Regions from separate parts of the Homo sapiens genome. Here all the other regions are linked to region 3. A link is a loop called in an ENCODE intact Hi-C map of the cell type or tissue named here. Cell type or tissue: PC-3. All regions are shown on one strand.

What was found. A loop is a pair of places that touch in the nucleus more often than their neighbours do. Peaks named below come from ENCODE experiments on the same cell type or tissue, not always from the same donor. Only the 100,000 strongest peaks of a DNase experiment are listed, where the experiment ranks them.
Region 1: it touches region 3 in a loop (6-fold over the local background); 4 of 110 quality-filtered maps call a loop at or near these places.
Region 2: it touches region 3 in a loop (4-fold over the local background); 4 of 110 quality-filtered maps call a loop at or near these places.

Annotation. Positions count from the first base shown.
Region 1 is chr1:64,276,600-64,284,599 of GRCh38, forward strand. No RefSeq gene overlaps it. Among named protein-coding and RNA genes, the nearest start is that of UBE2U, 77 kb to the left of the region's middle. In PC-3, no CTCF peak of the experiment used is centred here; DNase peaks (open chromatin) are centred at 3,612 and 6,012; H3K4me3 peaks cover 512 bases; H3K27ac peaks cover 2,730 bases.
Region 2 is chr1:64,480,445-64,488,444 of GRCh38, forward strand. All of the region lies in intron 1 of CACHD1 (cache domain containing 1), which reads left to right. Among named protein-coding and RNA genes, the nearest start is that of CACHD1, 14 kb to the left of the region's middle. In PC-3, a CTCF peak has its summit at 6,825; a DNase peak (open chromatin) is centred at 4,437; H3K4me3 peaks cover 387 bases; H3K27ac peaks cover 986 bases.
Region 3 is chr1:64,339,153-64,347,152 of GRCh38, forward strand. No RefSeq gene overlaps it. Among named protein-coding and RNA genes, the nearest start is that of CACHD1, 130 kb to the right of the region's middle. In PC-3, no CTCF peak of the experiment used is centred here; DNase peaks (open chromatin) are centred at 4,149, 4,589 and 6,529; H3K4me3 peaks cover 1,322 bases; H3K27ac peaks cover 3,695 bases.

The DNA of each region.
Region 1 (8,000 bases), 63 kb before region 3:
AAAAACCCTTCAAAAAATTAATGAATCCAGGAGCTGGTTTTTTGAAAGGATCAACAAAATTGATAGACCGCTAGCAAGACTAATAAAGAAAAAAAGAGAGAAGAATCAAATAGATGCAATAAAAAATGATAAAGGGGATATCACCACCGATCCCACAGAAATACAAACTACCATCAGAGAATACTACAAACACCTCTATGCAAATAAACTAGAAAATCTAGAAGAAATGGATAAATTCCTCGACACATACACTCTCCCAAGACTAAACCAGGAAAAAGTTGAATCTCTGAATAAATCAATAACAGGATCTGAAATTGTGGCAATAATCAATAGCTTACCAACCAAAAAGACTCCAGGACCAGATGGATTCACAGCCGAATTCTACCAGAGGTACAAGGAGGAAATGGTACCATTCCTTCTGAAACTATTCCAATCAATAGAAAAAGAGGGAATCCTCCCTGACTCATTTTATGAGGCCAGCATCATCCTGATACCAAAGCCTGGCAGAGACACAACCAAAAAAGAGAATTTTAGACCAATATCCTTGATGAACATTGATGCAAAAATCCTCAATAAAATACTGGCAAACCGAATCCAGCAGCACATCAAAAAGCTTATCCACCACGATCAAGTGGGCTTCATCCCTGGGATGCAAGGCTGGTTCAATATACGCAAATCAATAAATGTAATCCAGCATATAAACAGAACCAAAGACAAAAGCCACATGATTATCTCAATAGATGCAGAAAAGGCCTTTGACAAAATTCAACAACCCTTCATGCTAAAAACTCTCAATAAATTAGGTATTTATGGGACGTATCTCAAAATAATAAGAGCTATCTATGACAAAACCACAGCCAATATCATACTGAATGGGCAAAAACTGGAAGCATTCCCTTTGAAAACTGGCACAAGACAGGGATGCCCTCTCTCACCACTCCTATTCAACATAGTGTTGGAAGTTCTGGCCAGGGCAATTAGGCAGAAGAAGGAAATAAAGGGTAATCAATTAGGAAAAGAGGAAGTCAAATTGTCCCTGTTTGCAGATGACATGATTGTATATCTAGAAAACCCCATTGTCTCAGCCCAAAATCTCCTTAAGCTGATAAGCAACTTCGGCAAAGTCTCAGGATACAAAATCAATGTACAAAAATCACAAGCATTCTTATACACCAATAACAGACAAACAGAGAGCCAAATCATGAGTGAACTCCCATCACAATTGCTTCAAAGAGAATAAAATACTTAGGAATCCAACTTACAAGGGACGTGAAGGACCTCTTCAAGGAGAACTACAAACCACTGCTCAAGGAAATAAAAGAGGATACAAACAAATGGAAGAACATTCCATGCTCATGGGTAGGAAGAATCAATATCGTGAAAATGGCTATACTGCCCAAGGTAATTTATAGATTCAATGCCATCCCCATCAAGCTACCAATGACTTTCTTCACAGAATTGGAAAAAACTACTTTAAAGTTCATATGGAATCAAAAAAGAGCCCACATCGCCAAGTCAATCCTAAGCCAAAAGAACAAAGCTGGAGGCATCACGCTACCTGACTTCAAACTATACTACAAGGCTACAGTAACCAAAACAGCATGATACTGGTACCAAAACAGAGATATAGATGAATGGAACAGAACAGAGCCCTCAGAAATAACGCCGCATATCTACAACTATCTGATCTTTGACAAACCTGAGAAAAACAAGCAATGGGGAAAGGATTCCCTATTTAATAAATGGTGCTGGGAAAACTGGCTAGCCATATGTAGAAAGCTGAAACTGGATCCCTTCCTTACACCTTATACAAAAATTAATTCAAGATGGATTAAAGACTTAAACATTAGACCTAAAACCATAAAAACCCTAGAAGAAAACCTAGGCATTACCATTCAGGACATAGGCATGGGCAAGGACTTCATGTCTAAAACACCAAAAGCAACGGCAATGAAAGCCAAAATTGACAAATGGGATCTAATTAAACTAAAGAGCTTCTGCACAGCAAAAGAAACTACCATCAGAGTGAACAGGCAACCTACAAAATGGGAGAAAATTTTCGCAACCTACTCATCTGACAAAGGGCTAATATCCAGAATCTACAAAGAACTCAAACAAATTTACAAGAAAAAAACAAACAACCCCATCAATAAGTGGGCAAAGGATATGAACAGACACTTCTCAAAAGAAGACATTTATGCAGCCAAAAGACACATGAAAAAATGCTCATCATCACTGGCCATCAGAGAAATGCAAATCAAAACCACAATGAGATACCATCTCACACCAGTTAGAATGGCAATCATTAAAAAGTCAGGAAACAACAGGTGCTGGAGAGGATGTGGAGAAATAGGAAGGCTTTTACACTGTTGGTGGGACTGTAAACTAGTTCAACCATTGTGGAAGTCAGTGTGGCGATTCCTCAGGGATCTAGAACTAGAAATACCATTTGACCCAGCCATCCCATTACTGGGTATATACCCAAAGAACTATAAATCATGCTGCTATAAAGACACATGCACACGTATGTTTATTGCGGCACTATTCACAATAGCAAAGACTTGGAACCAACCCAAATGTCCAACAATGATAGACTGGATTAAGAAAATGTGGCACATATACACCATGGAATACTATGCAGCCATAAAAAATGATGAGTTCATGTCCTTTGTAGGGACATGGATGAAATTGGAAATCATAATTCTCAATAAGCTATCGCAAGGACAAAAAACCAAACACCGCATGTTCTCACTCATAGATGGGAATTGAACAATGAGAACACATGGACACAGGAAGGGGAACATCACACTCTGGGGACTGTTGTGGGGTGGGGGGAGGGGGGAGGGATAGCATTAGGAGATATACCTAATGCTAAATGACGAGTTAATGGGTGCAGCACACCAGCATGGCACATGTATACATATGTAACTAACCTGCACATTGTGCACATGTACCCTAAAACTTAAAGTATAATAATAATTAAAAAAAAAAGAAAAAAAGAACATTTAAACATTTATAAACATTTTGATAAATTTAAAAAATAATAATAATAATAATAGATCATTACTATGCAATGTGAATTGTGAAAGGATAGGCCTGTCCTAGATAACTAGAAGCAACTTGCCCCCAAATGTTATGCCAAGACAGGTTCTTTGTCTATTTGGTAAAAAGTAAGACACTTCTAATTTTTAATGTGTATAGATCTTTTTTTAAAAAATTGATCATAATAACCATATTTGGAGATCTGCCTTCATTTCTCCTGGCTCTAGAATTTATGTTCCATACAGACTGGAATTCTGTTTTCCTCAGTGCTGTAGCCCTTGCACCTTCACCAGTGTCTGACATGTACTAGCTACTCAATAATTATTTAAATGTGGCCTTCAAGTCCCTTTGTAATGCATCTACATGGACAGCAGAGAAGAGAAGGCAGTGACAACGGTGCTTTCGTGGTGGAGGCAGAATCATTCTATGTGTTCTCATTGGTGTATACAAGTATTTTTGTTCTTTTTTGTTGCTTAATCTTTTTTTCTGGTGTTATGATTTAATAAGAGGAAGTGTAGCAGAGTAAATATTGCTCATCTGATGCAGTGATCACCATTCCCAGCTACGGTTGGCTGGAACTGAGGTAGGATAAGGGATTGGCCTCATACATTTTTGGTGTTTGAATCAATGTGTTTGTAAATTGGAGAATATGGCAGTCATAGCAGAGAACAAACAGAAGAGCGGATACTCCATTTTTATTCTTCAGGAACTTCAAGTCTAGGTTTTACTTTCTCACTCCTGACCAACAGCAGTGACTTTGAAGGGGACAAGGGACCATCGGCTCATTCTTTTGTTTATTCACTCATTTATGTACATATTCAATAAATATTTATTGAGTTGGAATAAAGTGAAGTGGTGTGATGGGTGAAGTTCAAGCTGGGTTGGGAGTCATGGGGGCAGGAGGACACTTAATCCAGATTTAAGAGCTCAGGAAAAGCTCCCTGCATGAAGCAGCATTTAATCTGAGCTCTGAATAATAAATGGAGTTAACTGGGCAATAAAGGGAATTGGGGAAGAGTGCATGGGCCAAGGGAACAGCTTGCCTTGCAACCTACCAGACACAGGTGAGGGGACACAACACCTGAGAAGACCTGAAAATAGTTGGCTATAACTGCATTGCAGAATTGATGGGCAAGAGATAAGAGAAATGAGGTAAGAGAAAGAGGCAGGGGCCAGACCATGCTTGAGACAGGAACCACATGAGAAGTGATGGAGACCTGCCAAGGGCAGAGCAGAGAGAAGACAAAAAGCGGATGGATTCCAGGTTGCGTAGAAGACTTGGTGATGAATTGGACTCCAGGAGAGAGGAGTCAGGGATTCTGGTTGACATGAGGGATGATGGACCCATTTACTAAAATAAAGGATTAAGACATTTTGAATGGGAAAAGATATTGCTAATAAGTTGAGATCCCCACAGACAGGCTGACTGACTATTTTTTCCTGCCAGGGCCAAACTTAATATCCATTTTAATCTGAATCCAAATGGAAAAAGCTGGGTTCTGGATTCAGCCAGATTCAGTTCAGACCCGTGCGCCAAGCTATGTGATGTGATCCTAGACAAATTACAGAGGCTTTCTGAGCCTTACCTCCCTCATTGTAAAATGGAGAAAAGAATAATATTTCACAGCGTCATTATTGGAGTTAAATAATAAAATGCATATAAAGTGCTTCACACAGTATCAGGTTCAATAAATGTTAGCTAGAATTATTGTGTGTGAAGATGGTGGAAAGAGGAGGCAAGAGAATTAGGCACAAAGGCTGCTCAGAAAACTTAAGAGGAGTGGAGCTAGGCGGGAAGCTTGGGAAGTGGGGAAGAGACCAGGCCTGGGGAAATGTAGTGGGCTCTGACCCCTAGACTTTTGCCAAGGCACTTCATCCCAGTGAAAGTCTGATCGCAAGATGTGCTTGCTCCCCACCCTGGAACAATCTGAGCTGCGTCTCCTCCCCAATCCCTTATTACTCCTGCAGTATCTGTCTTTTATCTGTTTCCCAAATCCCCAGCACTGCATTAGATGGTAATGCTCTGAAAAGTACACATTAAAAACTTCCTTCTTTCAACAAGAAAGAGTTTGGGTTCTACAGCACTGCATTCAAGTGCACAGCTCTGGAGCCACACTGCCTGGACTCCCCTCTGAACACCACCAAACACTGGCCGTTGGGTGGGCAACAACTCTCTGTGTCCTGGTTCCTAATCTGATAAGAGTAGTAACCACTAAGAAGTTTTATGTGAGGATTAAATGAATTAATAGTTCTAAAGCACCTAGAGCAATTGCTGGTCCAAATTCAAGTAAGCCCTGAGTAAGTGTCAGCTGTTATCACAGTGTCAGAAGAAACCCAGGAGAGCCAGGCCAGTGCCTCTTTAGGCCTTGTGCCCTGAACCAAAGCAGCGTCCAAACCAGTGGTTAATGAGAGGCAGCCAGTTGCCTGGGATAGCCCATCCTGTGGTGGAAGGAGATAACAATGGCAATACTTATCAGTTCTCAGTTGTTATTTCATTTAAGTTCACAATTCATGGGGTAGGTATTATTCCCCATGTAGAGATGAGGTAACTGAGGCTCAAAGAAGTTAAGGATCTTTGTTGACGTTAGAACCCAAGACCCTGTAAGGGTATTAACATTTTATTCTGCTGGGAAAAATCAGAGATTTTGAAATATAATTTGGGAGCCCATGAATGGCCAGAATCCAAATGGCACACCCCAGAACACCTAAAAATGTCAGGGATTGGGAAACCACAATTCTGGTGTTCTTGATGGAGATTCTTTTGTTTGTATGACAGTTGCTTCTCTAGGACCCTGCAGTGCTTCCCGCCTCCCGCCTGGCTTGAGTAGGGGCTGCACGATCACATCTGCTCATCTCCTTCTCTTCCAGCCCTGCTGACCTGGCAGGCTGCCAGCCTAACAGCCAGGGCATTTGGGGAGGCCTGATTTTAATAAATTTCTATTTCCTGTAGAAAACCGGTTTTTTCAGTGGCTTTGTAACCCAACCATTTTTGATCACATCAGGACTAAACCTGGCAGCCAGCTTGGCAGCTTGTGCACAAATTGCATACAAAGGCAGATTGTTTAGCCTTTATTGTAATTCAAAGCAACTTAAGGAAAAGGGAGGGACAAAAAGAAAAGAAAAAAGTGAAAGAAAAAAATAAATCCAATTATATTATATAATTACATAACACAGTGAACTTCTAATTCTCTTTAAGGAAAATACAGAATCAATTAACCTTTCTGTCTGTTTCCTTTTTCTCTCTGTCTCAAAGTTTCTCACACATGCACACACACACACACACAATAGTAGAGCAGACAAATAATGAATTCCAACTTGAAATCTTTTTTCCCTGTCTTTTTTTTTTTCTTTACCAACAACATCTCACATTCAAGGAGAGTTGGAGAAGTAAAAATCAGGAAAATCCTGAGGGAAAAGAGCATGTTTAAAAGATTTTAGAGACAAGGAAAAGAAATAAGAGTGGGTCTGAGACAGTGAATGAGAGGATGAAAAAAACTAAATGAGCAGCAATAAGAATGGGCATCTTAAAATCATCAGATTAAGAGAGTTTGTGGAGTTAGAAATTATATAAATCAAATGACTAGAAAGTGTTAGATTTCTAATTCTCAGAAAGTGTTACATGGCAAGCTAAGTTTTGGGTCTTCCTTTTTCAACTTGACCAAATATCTCTGCCCTTTTCTGTGTCCTTCTTGGGTCATGAATGCTTGTATCTCAGAGTAGTGCCTATTAGAGTCTCTGCCTATGTGCCAGACAGGCCATCTGACTAGAGCCATGTTTTACACTTAGGCCTTCTTCTCAGCTGCCTGGATAAACTAGTGTGTTCATGAGGATGTTAATATGCTCCCATGTCATGTTCGCATTGTTCTGGAGAGATGTACAGGCATCGTATTAGAAATTCTAGACACCTGGGCAGGTCTGTTGGGGAGATGTTTTCTGCATGAGCACTCCGTGTGTTTGATCATATCATAGGGTGATCCATGATTCATTTATAGCAGAACAAACCTTGTTGGGTATATATCATTAAGAAGGGCAATGGCCAGGTGCAGTAGCTCATGCCTGTAATCCCAGCACTTTAGGAGGCCAAGGCAGGAAGATCACTTATGCCCAGGAGTTCAAGGCCAGCCTGGGCAACATAGCAAGACTCCATCTCTACTTTTATTAAAACAAATAAATTATATTTTTAAAAAAGAAGGACAAGCGCAGAGGCTTATTGGCATTGAGGGTCAATGAATGGCCTGAATTATTAGGGTGTGCAAATCGAAATAATGTAGGATTCCAATGAGGGTGGGTTTTGAAGGCACTGACTATGGATTCCAGGGCAGGGAGATAGCTAAGTGGCAAAAGACACAAGTGAATTAAACCAAAATATTGGACACATGGCCAGGTAGTTAGGCAGAAAATGAGTAACTAAGTTATAAAATGAGTAAATAAGAAATCCAAACAAGCTAATCATAGTTTAAACTTGAACCCAGGGATGGATAAGGAAATAAAACAGAAATTTTAATTCAACTGAACAACCATTATGCCATTATGTCCTTGGCATGTGTTGGATTCAAAATTATAAGACACAGAGCTTACCATCCATATTTCATTTTCTTTTTCTTTTTCTTTTTTCTTTTTTTGCGACGGAGTCTCGCTCTGTCGCCCAGGCTGGAGTGCAGTGGCGCCATCTTGGCTCACTGCAAGCTCCGCCTCCCGGGTTCACGCCGTTCTCCTGCCTCAGCCTCCCGAGTAGCTGGGACTACAGGCTCCACCACCATGCCCGGCTAATTTTTTGTATTTTTTAGTAGAGACAGGGTTTCACCGTGTTAGCCAGGATGGTCTCGATCTCCTGACCTCGTGATCCGCCCGCCTTGGCCTCCCAAAGCATCCATATTTCAGTCTCTTTTGGGGTGGAAGTGTGAAGTTGTGGACCACAGTGTATATATTATACGTGAAACAAGTAGAAATGGGTTTTT
Region 2 (8,000 bases), 140 kb after region 3:
AAGAAAGTTTGGCTTAATGATTTAATGGCTGTAAACTTAAAGCTGATGGTCTCATTTGACAGCTGACTAGATTTTTAAGTTGTTAAATACCTAGAAGTCAGTGAGCCAGTGAAGAAAGTTAAAAAATTCTTAGACTTACTAGAATGTTGTTAGATTTTTTTTTTAAGTGCAAAGGTAAGTGGTCAATAACTATCATTGCGAACCAGTACCATCCAAACAATTTTTATTTTTTTATTTTTTTTTTTACTGAAAAGGTAAGTTATTTAAAAATACTTTAGAGGAGGAATGACTTTGTTTTGTGTTTGTTTATGTAAAAGCCACAGAAGAAAATTCCACCTGTAATTTTCAGGTAAAGTTCTATTTTGAAATTGGATTTTATGACCTACATCTCTCTCCCTAGTCATTAAGGGGATATGAAGTTGTTTCTTTCTCTCTCTCTCCCTTTTTTTTTTTTTGGGTGAAAATTGCAGTAGGATTACTACTTTGGAGGAATCATTCATTTAATTTGATGATGGAACAAACTAAATGTCATTTAAATGTTTCTTTACCTTGCCCTCTTTTTTTCTGAGTTCAAAGGTAGCTTTCTCTACTTCAGATTTGCACAGTCAAATGATTTCAGAGTTAATTACAGTTTGAAAAGTTCCAACACCTAAACACCAGAGTGGGGAATGTAAAAAGTAGCTTATGGTCCATATTTCTCTGGATATAGTATGCTTTATTGTAATTGTAGAGTGGAAGCCAGGGGAGTAAATTCTTATCTTGTACATGATAATGTCTTGGTTCTCTTCCAACCATAACAGTTATTATAAAGATGCAGTCAAAGCCCAAGACGGCAGCATTTTTTTTTCTTGCTTCCCCTTGGATTTTCATTTTATTTTATTTTTGCATGGAGTATTTTTAAAGATATTCAAGGCCCTGGTGGAAGGACGGTGAAAATTGGCAAACCAGTGAAAATGAATCTGAATTTTTAATTAGGCTTTGAGTTGTTTCTTCAAAGTGTGGACACATCATTAGGGATGTAAGTCTTGTTGCATTAGCAGAGACTGACATTTTACTTCAAACGCAGAGAGTGCAGCTGTCCTGTGCAGATAAAAGTCGCCAAGTATGGAATAGCAAGGTGGATTGGTAGATAATTAGCTGTCCCACATTACTGCAGTGTGGAAGAAGCCTGCCAGTCATGGGCAGGAAGGAGGAATTATTAGCAGGAGAAAATCCAAGTGTGTCATAAAGCAATTTGGAATCACTTCAGCTGTGGCAGAGCTGATAAGGCTTATGTTAAGGAAAAACAGAAACTGAGTCTAGTATATGGTGGCCAACTTTTCTTGCTTTCTTTTAAATAAAATCTTAATTCAAAAAACAAATTGCTGGAAATTAATGATCTATAAATATGCTGAAATATAGATTCATCAGTCTGCTTGACTCTATATATAAAAATTTAACCAGCTTACAGTAGTTTTATTTCCATGTCACTTGAAAATAAGGTAAGGATTCTATATAGGAAAAAATATATTACAGAGAAGCCGTGAACCCATGGCAATTACTGTGCTGTATATTACCATTAAAAGATATTTGAAGAAGAAAATTGGAAGTATATCATCTCTGATATAAATGTATAATATTTATAAATGGTTTCAGGATATTTTCATGTCTGTATTACTGGTAGCATATGTCTGTGTATTTAAATATTTTAAGAGTTTTTCTGTGATCATTGCATTCATTTCTAAGGGACTAGAGGTGTAGAAAGACCTGTTGGGTTTCTTGTCCATCCTCTATCATTTGCTAACTCACATGAAACTTCATGGGATTTTTTTTTTCCCCACTTGGATTACTCCGTGTGCCTCTGCCAGAATACTGGCCTTCTTTGTTCTAACACAATCCGCTTTAATTGATTGGCTCTCTCTAAAGCCTATATTTCTCATGACAGCCCAAAGACAGGATGTGCTGAAATGGGTTGGTTTCCATAACTTTGCTTGGTGGTGCCTGAACAAGAGTTGCCCTTGGCCACTGCAGGAGACAGCCAGTGCTTTTTGCCGCTTTTTCTGCTCCCTTTCTAGGGGACTGTTAGTCACAGAGTTGTTGCTGCTGTTGTTGCTGCCCTGAGTGGTTTTGGGGGAAAACCTGGAGAACATAGATTGGGTTTGTTTGTTTGTTTTCTGTTGCAGTCTTGGCTATTTGATCCAGAATTGGCTTCACTGAACCATTTATGAAAAGGGGAAATTTGCCACTTCTGTAGTCTTCAGGGGGGTTAGCCTGTGTGCTAATTATGAACCAAACACATTTGTTAGGAGTGTTTTAAACTTGAGATAGTATAATTTCAGATGACCATAAAAGAGGCAAATACATTATTTGCACATATTCAGATAACAAATGTAGGCAAGAGTTACAAGCAGTAAAACATCCTGGAGATTACTTATTAGAGCATGAGCTCTTGCAGGAAAGAACACAGACTTACTCATCTGCGTAGTCCTGGTATGGTTACCCCTGTCTGTGTCACATCATGAGGACTCAAAAAATGTCTAGACCACAGACATTGCCCAGCAGCCCTTAAATGGTAGACTTTGTAACTTTTTAGTAGTTACTGTTACAAATTTAGCTTTTACTACTGTGTTTAATGTGTCCATTTCATTACTTTAGAATTACCAGGAAATGTCTAGGGTCTTTATCTGCTACTAAAGATTAAGAATGTTTCAGGTGAGTAGAAGTATCTGCTACAGTATCAAGCACATTAGGACTCTAAGTAGACTCTAAGTATTAGTTGGTTCTAATGTTTAATATATTCACCTAGAGAAAGTTGGGCTACATTTAGGAATGTAAAACATACAAAAATGATTGTGTACTTGCAAACTATATACTTGAAGCTGCTTTATCCTAGAGGTTAGACTTCATTAGTTAATTCATTTCACAAATCTTTATTGAACACAGACTATGTGCCAGGTATTATGCTTGGATTTGAGTTTATGTTGTCACAAAGAGACTTGGTTCCTACTCTTATGAAATATGCAGCCTGCTAGGGGAAATAGACATTAAACAAATAATCTTATAAATATACATTGTAAATTTTGAGTAATGTTTTGAAGGAAACATGGGGCCTTTAGAAAGAGTACCAAGGGCAGGCTGGGCTGGGTGTGGTGGCTCACTTTGGTAATCCCAGCACTTTGGGAGGCCGAGGTGGCAGGACCCCTTGAGGCCAGGAGTTCAAGACCAGTGTAGGCAACATGGTGAGACCCTGTCTCTACCAAAAAAAAAAAAAAAAAAAAAAGTGCCAAGGAGATCTTTTAGAAATGCAAGTCAGATGTCATACCTCTGCTTAAAACTCCCTAAAGGTTCTCATCTGACTCAGTAAAATCCTGAATTACTGGTGGCCTTCACAGCTGTATGTGATCTGGCCCCTGCCACCTTTGTGACCTTATCTTTTACCTTCCCCCCCCCCCTTGCATATAACTCTGTTCTTTCAGCACTCCAAGCACATTCCTGACCCAGAACCTTTGAACTTGCTGCTCCTCTTGCTTGGGAACAGCAAGAAGTATCCTTGCCAACCCTCTTTGAAACAGCACCGTCCCTTGCCCTTCCTCATTGTTTCCTACCCTGTTTCTTTTAGTGTTCGTCATGCCCCCTAACCTCTCACAGGTAAGCACTGTATTGTTCAATGCTATATTCCTGTAGAATGGTGCTTGGCACTTAGAAGTACCCCATAAATCATTATTGGACAAGGGTTAGCGGGAGCGACAACTCTAAAAGGGAATCTGAAGCAGTGATGGAAAGGAGGAGCCAATCAGGGGAGGGGCTGGGGGCCTAGTAGAAGGAGGAACCAATCAACGGAGAGGTTGGGAGGGGACTTGGCAGAAGGAGGAGGAGCCAACCAGGGGAGCGGTTTAGGGGGTCTAGCATTCCAACAGAAGGAAGAGGCTTTGTAGAGGTCTTGAGAGACAGGACCTTGGTGTAGTTTAAGAACTGAAAGAAAGCCAGGCGGCTGACAGCATACAAGCAGAAGGGTGATGTGAAGGGAGGAATTTGGGTTCTTATTCCTCTTCAATTCAGGTATATTTCCCAGTAGCTCTTTTAGGCGTGGCCAAAAGTGTACAGTTCTGTGGCATTAAATACTTTTCATATTGTCGTGTAACCATCATCACCATCCATCTCTAGAACTTTTTCATCTTCCCAAACTCTGTACCATTGAACAATAATGCCCCATTCCTCCCTCTCGCCAGTTCCTGGCAATCACTGTTCTACTTTCTATCTCTCTGAATTTGGCTACTCTAGGTACCTCATAAAAGTGGAATTAAACAACATTTGTCCTTCTGTGACTGACTTCACTTGGCATAATGTCTTCAAGGTTCATCCATGCGTAGCATGTGTCAGAATTTCCTTTCTTTCTAAGGCTGAATAATATTCCATTGTGTATATGTGCCACATTTTGTTTATCCATTCATCCATCAATGGACACTTGGCTTGCTTCCACCTTTTGGCTACTGTGAATAATGCTACTACAAACATGAGTGTACAAATATCTGTTTGGGTCTGCTTTCAGTTCTTTTGAGCATGTGCCCAGAAATGAAATTGCTAGATCATATGGTAATTCTGTTTGTCCGAGAAACTGCCGTACTGTTTTCCATAGTGGGTGTACCATTTTACTTTCCCACCAGCAATGCACAAGGGTTCTAATTTCTTCCCCTCCTTACCAATACTTGTTTTTTGTTTGTTTGGTTTATTTGTTTTACAGTAGCTATCCTAATGGGAGTGAAAATATACACTTTTTGTTGAAGTTTCATGAATTTTGAAAATGCAGTCATGTAACCAACACCACAGTCAAGATATACAACAGTATCATCACCCCCCAAAATTATCTGATGCTGCTCCTTTATAGTCAGTCCTTTCCCCACCTGAAACTCCTGGAAACCATCGATATATTCTCCATATCTATAGTTTTGCCTTTTCCAGAAGAGGATAAATGGAAACATTATGGTGTGCATTTTGAGTCTGGCATCTTTCATTTAACACAGTGCATTTGAGATTCATCCATGTTGTATGTATCAGTAGTTAATTCCTATTTATTGCTGAGTACCATTCTGTTGTACAGATATGCCACAGTTTGCTTACCCATTCACTAATTAAAGAACATTTGAGTTTTTGTAGTTTTTTGTTTTGTTTTGTTTTGAGACAGGGTCTTGCTCTGTCACCCAGGCTGGAGTGCAGTAGCATGATCACAGCTCACTGTAGCCTCCACCTCCTGGACTCAAGTGATCCTCCCATCTCAGCCTCTTGAGTGGCTGTGACCACAGACATGCACCATCATGCCTGGCTAATTTTTGTATTTTTTGTAGAGATAGGGTTTCACCATGTTGCCTAGGCTGGGAGTTTTTTGATGTTTCAAATCTACTATTAAACATTCAGGGTTTAATAGTAGTTTTGGGTTGAATGTAAGTTTTCATATTTCTAGGGGTGGGATTACTGTGCCATATGTTAAGTGTATGTTAAACTTTATAAGAAACTGCCAGTCTATTTTCCAAAGGGGCTATATTAGTTTGTATTCCCACCAGCAATGTATGAAAGTCCTGGTTGCTCCACAGCCTCACCACAACTTGGTAGAATCTGTCATTTTAATATAAGTCATTGTAAAATGTGTGAAATGGTATCTCATTGTTGTTTTAGTGAATATTTCTCTAATGAACAATGATGCTGAGCATTTTTTCATGTGCCTATTTGCCATTAGTATATCTTTTTTGGTGAAATATCAAAACCTTTGCTAATTTTAAATTGGGCTGTTTATTATCGATTTTTAAATAATTTAATGATTTTTATTAAATTTGTAGCATTATGCAATGAGCACCACTATCTGGTTTTATAACATTTCCATAACCAAAAAAGTTTTCACATATTCATTTATTGTCAAGTTTTGAGAGCGCGCGCACACACACACACACACATACACACACACACACACACACACATACACATACACACACACACATACACACACACACGTATTCAGATGTGTTTTTTATCTTCCGGATGTGGACTAAGTTCTGCTACTACAAATTGATTTTCTTTCGAGTGACATTGTTCTCAAAGGAAATTTGCTTTTATTATTTAAATAATAATGACATCCAGGATTAGAAATAATAAAGTGTAATCCAGGGTGTATAGAAATCTTCAAGAGAGCTGTGAGTTTTGCAGTTCTTGTTTTCAGCTAAAAACAAAGCATTATTTAGGATTTTTGGGTCAATGTGGCCTGTGTAGAATCTTGGGTTTAGTTAGTCAATCTGCAAGAAACTGTAGATTGAACTTCTGTTATGCACAAGCACAGCTTTGGGAGCTGGGAGCACACTGATGGATAGAACAGAGTCCCTGCCTTTAAGGAGCTTACATTCTTATAAGAGGGAGATAAATATTTAAACATGTAAATGCTAAGTACATGTAATGTTGGACCCTGACCAGTTCTGTGAAGGACATAAAGTAGGTTAACATGGAGTTCAAAGAAGGCTTCTTGGGGGTGCTGATATTTGAGTGGAGGCATGAATGATGATTGGTAGCAGCCTAGGAGGACCTGGAGTAAGGAATAAAGCATACAGAGACCTGTGGAGGGAAGGAGATCAGTGTGTGTGAAGGGCTGAAAGAAGGCACTGAAGAAAGGTGGGAATAAAGGAAGATGAGCGAGGATAGGATCACTGTGGAGAACAAGTTTGGATTTTGTTCTGGCTGAAATGGGAAGCCACTGGAGGGTTTTAGGCACAAGAGCAAGGGAGTTGGCTTTTGCTTAGAAGGATCCCTCTGGCTGGTTCCATTTTTTTCTCTTACTCTCTTGGCTCTGTCACCCCCTGGCTGTCAGTTTATCCTCAGGCTGGTTTTGCCTGTAGTAAAATGAGTACATTCAGTAGAAGAGGGCACCTTTCTCCCCCCAGGCTTTGAAGGATGCCTTGGGCTCACTCTGATTGGACCTTAGTGGAATACAAGAGAATGGGATTACATTAGTTTATGCCAATCAGGACCTACTCCTAGAGCCCAAAGCTCCTAGAGCTGGGTTGATTCTACTCACATTTTATGACCTACACAATCCAGTGATTTGGATAGCAGAGAGGTGACACCAATATTTACTACAATTATCACTGTTACCATTCCACTGGCAGTAGACTACAGGGAATGATTTTGATCATTTTGGCTAGTGTCTTGGTTATGCTGGACCTCCTTTTTTAAAAAAAAAATGTAACTGATTATCTACTTAGCACCTGCCATACCTAATTTCAAGACAGACATGAAACAAAGGAAATGCATGGTGGTGTTACGTCAACCATAGTGCCAGGAACTGCTTAATTCATTTGGTTAGTAGAAGAATTCAAATCAATTAGTTTAGAAGGCAATTCTAATACTTTATGTATTTGAATATAATTTCAACTTTTTGTGAGGTGATGTGATTGTGGTTTGGAATTGTCCATGCTGGTGGGGTTTACATTTTACAAACATATTACTACAGATACAGCTTCAAAATATAATATGTTTTATAGATAGAACTGGGTTTTTAAGTAGCTGGTGGTAGATGCTTTTATGATTTATGTTTTGTAAGTTTCAATTCTTTGACCAATCTCTGTTTGTCCATCTCTAATTTCTGGTTGGCTGTGTCTGTTCTATGATGATACTGAGAAAAGTTACAAAGAGAATTGGTACTTTTGGATGTGGTTTTTAAACAGCCTGCAATTGTTTCATCTAATTAGTGAAACTAAAATACATGATTTTTATAAATGATTTTTGAGAGGTTTCTAGTTCCCAAAAAATTAAAATCTATTCGGGACAGTTATAGAGAATTCATTGTACAGAGAATCTCATTATGACATAGTAAAATATTATTGAGGTGAAGTATGAAAACATCCTTTTTGAGTTTATCTTCCTCATAAAAATTTGTCTTCTATTTGATGCAAATCAAGATTATATAGGACTTGCATGTAACCTGGTAAATTTCTTGTTGAATTTTCATTTAGTGTTTTTTGCTCATAAATTATTGAAGTGAG
Region 3 (8,000 bases):
CTCTTACTTGCACCTAAAAGTCTCCTAAGTCTCTTAGTCTCAAGAGAAAAATCATAGGAAGCCAGGCTAAGTTGTGTATTTCTTCACAGGCATTTATGTGGGTGGGCAGCCCCTTCTGGCCCCTAGTTCTGGCCATTTAAAAGTCACAGCTGCTCTCCTAATGGTTCCTCCTTTGCAGCAACAGAATCGTCATAGCGCTTTAGAGATGTTCTTAACTTGAATCATATGAAATTGCCGATACTTGGTCATTTTTGGCCCACAAAATGGCAATTTCATATGGTTCAACCAATTAGCAAGAATCAGCTGCTTCTTTTTTTTTTTTTTTTTTTTTTTTTTAATCTTTTGAGACAAGGTCTGGCTCTGTCACCCAGACTGGAGTGCAGTGGTGTGATCATAGCTCATTGCAGCCTTGACCTCCCATGCTCAAGCAATCCTCTGGCCTCAGCCTCCTGAGTAGCTGGGACTATGGGTATGTGCCACCATGCCCAGCTAATTGTTTTTATTTTCAGTAGAGATGAGGGCTCACTACGTTGCCCAGGCTGGTGTTAAACTCCTGAGCTCAGGTGATCCTCCTGCCTCGATCTCCTAAAGTGCTGGAATTACATGTGTGAGCCACTGTGCCTGGCTACAGCTGCTTCTTATAACTATGTATAAGGGTCTTTGCTTTCCCTACAAAATATCTTTTCTATCCTTCCACCTGTCTTCATCCCTGTTACCCTTGCCCTGGCCCAAACCAATGCCATCTCTGCCCTGGAGGTGCTACTAGTAGCTCCTAAGCAGCCCCCACCATTGTTCCTGTCCTCCTCCAATTCACTCTCCATGTTGCAGCCAGAGGGACCTCTTCAAAATGGAAACTGATCCTCTCCTACTTGAAATCCTTTAATGATTTCCCATTCATCAGAAAAACGTTTCAGAGTCCGGGTGCAGTGGCTCACGTCTGTAATTCCAGCAGTTTGGCCCTTTGGGAGGCCGAGGTGGGCGGATGGCTTGAGGTCAGAAGTTCAAGACAAACTTGGCAAACATGGTGAAACCCCATTTCTACTAAAAATACAAAAAAAAAAAAAAAAATTAGTCGGGCGTGGTGGTGCGCACCTGTAGTCTTACCTAGTCAAGATGCAGATGCATGAGAATCACTTGAACCTGGGAGGTGGAGGTTGCAGTGAGCCAAGATCACACCACTGCACTCCAGACTGGGCAACACAGCAAGCCTTTATCTCAAAAAAAAAAAAAAAAAATTTTAGAATCCATAAAACATTCTCAAGGCTCCCTACAACCTGAACTCCTCCTGCATCCCTTGACTTTCTTAGCTATCTTCACTTCCTCAATTACAGCGTTCTCCCTCTCTTACCTCTTTTTCTCTGCTTATGCTATTTTGTTTGCCTAGAGCATTCTCCCTGTCACCTGTTGAGATGGGTTGTCTGTCATCAACTTGGTAAAGCCATGCCTGTCTAAGAATAGGAACTACATATCACAGAACTCCCTTTCTCATTGGCAATGAAATGAATTTGTGTCAGACTTGAAAAGCGGAAATGAGGGAGTCCTTTACTCACCCAAGGCCATGGCAGTCAAATATGGTGGCTATTTGCTGGTAGGCCATACATGGAGAGCTTGCCACATTGGACGCTTCATAGGACACTGTGTTTATTTTCACCTGTCATCTTTCATTTTGTATGCACATGTTGAACACCTTCTATTTACAGACACTGTGCTAGATTCTGGGGAAGAAAATTCAATAGGTTCCAGTCCTGAGGAAAGTCTAAGTCTACTTAGACAGACAGGTAAATAGGGAAGACAGACAGGTAAACAGACAGTTACAGGACAGTCTAGAACCATAATTTGAATTGGTTACGATGAAAGTCTAAACATCTCAAACAAAGAGAGCCAATAACACAGTGGCTTAGGAACAAAGAAGTGTATTTCTCTCTTATGTAACAAATCCCCAGTGGGGAAGTTTCTGCCCCACACTGTCATTCAGGGTCCCAGGTTCCTTCCATTCTATTATTCTACCAGCTCACATGGTATTGTCCTCATTTGCATGACTGAAGGTGAGTGGCAACACATCTGTGCTCCCACTTGCAGGAAGCGGGACAGTTATGAAGGAGCATGGGCAAAACATTTTAAGGCCCAGAAATAGAAGTAAGCATATCATTGACATGATATTGATGTGAACACACCTAACTGCAAAGTGGGCTGGGCAGTACGGTTTCCAGCTGCAGCTCAGGTACTACAGGTCCAGGCTCCACTCCATTGTTAGAGAAGGAGAAAAGAGATGTGGGCAACTAGCCTTCTCTACCAGATAAGTGAGAATGCAATTGAAACACATGAAAGATGTCTTCTTCAGTGTGAGGGAACGAAGGAAGTGGTGGCAGAAGAAATGTCCCTTGAGCTGCATCTTGAAGGATGAGTAGAACTTGGTCATTATGATAAGGTGGCAGAGTGTTCCAGGCACCTGTGAAGAACCCCCAGTTTGGTAGGACCACATAATTCAAGAAGATGGATGAAGTCAAAATCATATTTCATAGTTTTTTCAGTCTTTCTGAGATGACACAAAGTCCAGGCCAATCTAGTCCAGTATGTAATCAAACTTCAAACTCAGCCACTGCGAATCTTCTCCCCTGCCCTAGACCTTTATGATGACAAGAGAAGGGTGCATGACTGTGTCTTTCCTCTTTCCTTGCTCTACTTCCTCCCCCTCTAGTTGGTTGCTGCTCTGGGCCCTGCCTGTATCATAAGAAGGAAGGAAGAATAAGTAAGGGTTAAGAACTGTCTTACTTGGCTCATATAGTTGTGCTCTGGCTTTGGGCTTTCCCAATGTGGCAGAGGCACCATTGCCGGCTCTTTCCTCTGTAAGACAGTTTGGTGGGTCCCTTGGAGATTACCTGCTGGAGGCATCCTTTCTAAAGACAAGCACTGCCTCCCTGAGATTGCATTGCCTTCTCCAGCTGGCCATTGCGTGGTCCACCCCTCTGTTGAGTCCCATTATCACTCCAGGAGGTACTTTTGGGATAGGTCCTTTTTTTTTTTTTGGAAGAAGTCTTGCTCTGTCACTCAGGCTAGAGTGCAATGGCGTGCTCTTGGCTCACTGCAACCTCTGCCTCCCTGGTTCAAGCGATTCTCTTGCTTCAGCCTCCCGAGTGACTGGGACTACAGGCGTGTGCCACCATGCCCAGCTAATTTTTTTGTATTTTTAGTAGAGATGCGGTTTTGCCATGTTGACCAGGCTCGTCTCAAACTCCTGACCTCAAGTGATCCACCCACATCGGCCTCCCAAAGTGCTGGGATTACAGGCTTGAGCCACCACCCCCAGCCAGGTCCCTTTTTAAATAATCCCAGGATAGTCCTTTCATGAAACCTTTATCTAGTCCATAAGAACTACACCCCTTGGCTTTCCATAGCTAGAAGTGCAGCTATCAGTATATCAGTATAGGTCTTTCTGTATTTCATTCTGCCACATCTAGCAGCCTTTAGATTTCTCCCTTGAGAGTTGCTGGGTCCTGCAAATTCCAGGGAACCCATATTAAGTTGTCTGAATGATTCTCTGGGCTCTCTTTTCACATGGTCCAATGTAAGGGTAAAGTACCACAGGTAGGAAAGGCAAAAATCAGCATACCTACAACTGTCTCCAAAACAGTCCTTCCAGATGACCTCTTCAACTTGCTCTTCTAAAGGTTAGAGGTGGGTTATGACCTGGTGCCAGGAGAACCTCTCCACAAGTCTGGCACAGATGTTCTAGCATCTCTAGGATGTGAGAGTGTTCTTAGCCTTTAGTCCTCTAATGAAATTCCAACAAATCAGGAAAAGTCTTTTTTGATAACCCATTAACATATTCAATGAAGTTTTTTTAAAAATAGGTGGTATTTGAAATTTTTCGATATTGCTTTTATGGCATAGTTTTTAAATCATTGGCTCATCAAAATAGTGGATTATCATTCAACTGATTCAACTGTGGGACCACTGTTAAACGGATGCTACTTTCAAAATTAAATTGAGAATGAGGATAATTCACACACTAACCCACCATTATAGAGAATGCTTGCTATTCCCTAGCCAGCAATGTGCACTCTCTGGGTTAACCACCCCACTTCCTGATGCTTGGTTCTCCGCTCACCCCTCCTCCAGTCTCAGGAATGGTCATTCATCTAACAAACATTTACTGAGCACCTACGCTATGCTGACTACTGTCCTAGGTGCTGAGGATACATTTGTGTATAAAACAGACAGTTAGGGCCAGATAATAAACAAAATAAATAAGTAAAATGCATAACATATATTAGCATGTGATAAGTGCTCTAGTAAGCCATTTCCCACATGTCGTTCCAGATGTGGGAGAGATTTATAATGTAAGACACCATAGTCCTGAGAGCTGGCATTCTAGCGAAGAAGAGTATGTAAACACAATTATAATACAATGCTGCTTAAGTGAGTCAGACAGCAGGGGTGTGTACTGAATGCTAAGTGACTAACCCTGCTTGAGGGCATCAGGAAAGGTTTCATAGGCTTTCTGTTTGAAGAACACAGTATTGTATTATAGAGAAGTAGTGATAACTATCTTCAACTGTAAGCTCCTGGCAGCTTTTCCCAGAGCCCCAGGCAGTTACCACCCTCCCAGTGCTTGCTTCAGCTTGTGCCTTCATTCCTTTCTCAGGTTCGACACTGAGGCCAGAAGCAGTGCTAGGTGGAGAGTTCCTTCTTCCAAAGACGTAGCACTCTGATAAAACAAACAAAAAAACAAAAAACAAAAACACCTTGGAGGAAGCAAAAGGAAATATGACCTTATGTCTATGGTCAGTCCACGAGACCCATAAAAAAGGAGGTGGTCAGCTGACCTGTCTCTTCATGCTCCACTCCATCTGCCCTCCAGCCAAAGGCTCACTCTCTGTGAAGCTGGATCCAGCTGGGCCACTATACTCACCCATGTTTCTTTTTAGAGGGGAAGCTCCTGGCAAACACTGCCTTGTATACATCTTTGCATGAGCCCGCAAAGCTGGCACAAGGCTTCCCCCACAGCAGAGTCTCAGTAAATAAAAATGAAAGGCAATGAAATGAATTGTTCCAAAGGCAAATGTTCTGCCCCTGGAACACACTGTTGCTTATTGGGATGATTTTGGATTCAGACAGACTAGGATTCTAATCCTGATTTTCTCCTTGTCGCCAAATTACTTTACCTCTCTGAGTCTCTTCCCTATATTTGTAGATAAGATAAATTTGTTGTGATGATTAAACAAGGTATTAAGATAATGCTTAGCGAGGCCGAGGCCGGGTGCAGTGACTCATGCCTGTAATCCCAGCACTTTGGGAGGCCGAGGTGGGCGGATCACGAGGTCAGGAGATCAAGACCATCCTGACTAACACGGTGAAACCCCATCTCTACTAAAAATACAAAAAATTTTCCAGGCATGGTGGCAGGCACCTGTAGTCCCAGCTACTGGGGAGGCTGAGGCAGAAGAATGGCATGAACCCAGAAAGCGGAGCTTGCAGTGAGCCGAGATCACGCCACTGCACTCCAGCCTGGGCAACAGAGCCAGACTCTGTCTCAAAAAAAAAAAAAAAAAAAAAAAAAAGATAATGCTTCGCACAAGGCCAGGCACATACTACTAGCTCAGTACAGGGGTACTATCACTATTATCAAGGTTAGAAACTACCAGGAGGGTGTTTGAACTCATTAATAAATAATAAAAAGCTATTTAATCATTACAATTCACCAACAATCTAAATGTTTCCTTTGAGAGGTAGTGAGCCATCCATCACTGGAGGGATTCAAGTAGTAAGACTGGATAACAGTTTCTACATCAGAAATTTCTGTACTTTGGTGACAGGTGGGAGTAGCTACGCTTCTTATGCCTTTCAAGGTAAAGTCGGCTGAGGTTGATTCTGGAGGAGAGATTAACAATTGAGAACGTGGCCTTTGGAGGCAGCCAGGCTGGCTTCAAATCCCAGCTCTGCCACTTTCCTAGCTCTGTAACTCAAGGAAAGTTACTTATATGTGCCTTAGTTTCCTTTTTTGTAAAATAGTTATACTAATGGAACCCCAGCATGCAGAATTATCACAAGGATTTAAAAAGTCATTATTTTGTGAACAATGACTCCTCATCTTCTGGTCTCAGGCAGACAGTGCCTCTCAACATCTACATAGTGACCTACTCTAGGAATCAATGGATTGTGACTTGCTTAAGGTCTCAGCTAGTCCCCCTCCCCATAAAATCCACACTTTGATTAAATTGAATCATTAAAGAAAATGTTAACACAATAGAATCAGTACTTTGGGGGCAAATAAGCAGAATCCACGTGAAAGTTTTGAACCCTGGGAAATGCATGAAGATGAGGGCTGTCCAATGTCTTCCAGTCTCCTGGCAGCCAGAACATGTTAATGTAGTGCTTCCCAGAATAACCACTCCCACCCCCACCCCTCCTTAGCTCTCAGAGCAAAGGTAGCTTGTTCATCTCATGGGATTTTGCCAAATGTGTTTGCAGAGCAGTCTCCCAATTAAAAAGCCCCAGGAGAAAAACTCCTTTACATAATGCCAGCATTTGCACACACACACACACACACACACACACACACACACACCTTATCTTGAGAAAATCATGCTGAGTGAATCACATCATTGGGAGTTGTGACTAAGACACTGCTGAGACCATTCATATCACCCCGTGCATTCAAGGAAAACGTAGCCAGCTTAGACAGAATGGTTCACATCTCGAAGCATGTCCTGAGCATCCTTGGCCTCCTTTTTCATCCCTCCTTTTCCCTGATCCCAAGAATCCCTGGCTACATCTTAGAGCCCTTCTATCATCTTGCTCTCTACATCCCTTTCTTCCAGAACAGAAAAACATTAGACATACATTATCAATTAGCTGAAGACACTTTGCCTGGCACTCCAGCACACTAACGTGTTCTCTCAACCAGAAGCTGAGCCCCAGGAACAGGGGCTTAAGGTCTCTGTGGGCCCTGCATCTAATTCCTCTTCTCCAGAAACAGCATCCCTATTTTCCTTTTTAAATTTGTTGTTGTTGTTGAGATGGGGTCTCGCCATGTTGCCCAGGCTTGTCTCAAACTCCTGGGCTCAAGCGATCCTCCCGCCTTAGCCTCCCAAAGTGCTGGGATTACAGGTGTGAGCCACCATGGCTGGTTCCAATTTTCCTTTAGAGACCCACTCCTTTTCAACCCCAGACCGCACGAATCAGGTAGACTTAACTGTTCTCCTGGAACTCAGAGGCAGGCATATTACTCTGACATGATGTATAGGAGTACCACATGCCTACCGCCACAGAGAAAAGTCAAGAGGTTGGCACAAGACAAATGCTGGCCAATGAAAGCTAATGAACATCAGCCTTAGGAGTTTTGTGACAGGCTGTCATCCTAAACTGCTAGGGAAGAAGAAGGAGATGACCCTGTAGATAGAGCTCATTTGAGAATGAAGCCAGCACTAAGGGAAAAAGATCTGCGACACATAACAACACTAAGTTACAATGACATTGCTTGCACTCCCAGATCCAACTACATCTGAAGCTTATTAACCTTGAAATTTTCATTACATGAGCCAATAGATTTCCATTTGCATGCATGGAAAAAATTCGACTTTTGAATGGAGGTTTTTCCTCTTTGCCAAAAAAATATTAATTTTAGGAAAACTATGGAATTTTTTTTTTTTTTTGAGACAGAGTCTCACTTTGTCACCCAGGTTAGAGTATGGTGGTGCAATCTCGGCTCACTGCAACCTCCACTTCCCAAGCTTAAGTGATCCTTCCACCTCAGCCTCCTGAGTAGCTAGGACCACAGGTGTGCACCACCACACCCAGCTTTTTGTATTTTTGTTAGAGACAGGGTTTCACCATGTTGCACAGGCTGATCTCAAACTCCTGAGCTCAAGCAATCCACCTGCCTCAGCCTTCCAAAGCGCTGGGATTACAGATGTTAGCCACCACGCCTGGCCATGGAAGTTATTTTTTAAATGCAGATACATACTGGGAGGGTAGCCTGCCGTATGATCTGACACTGC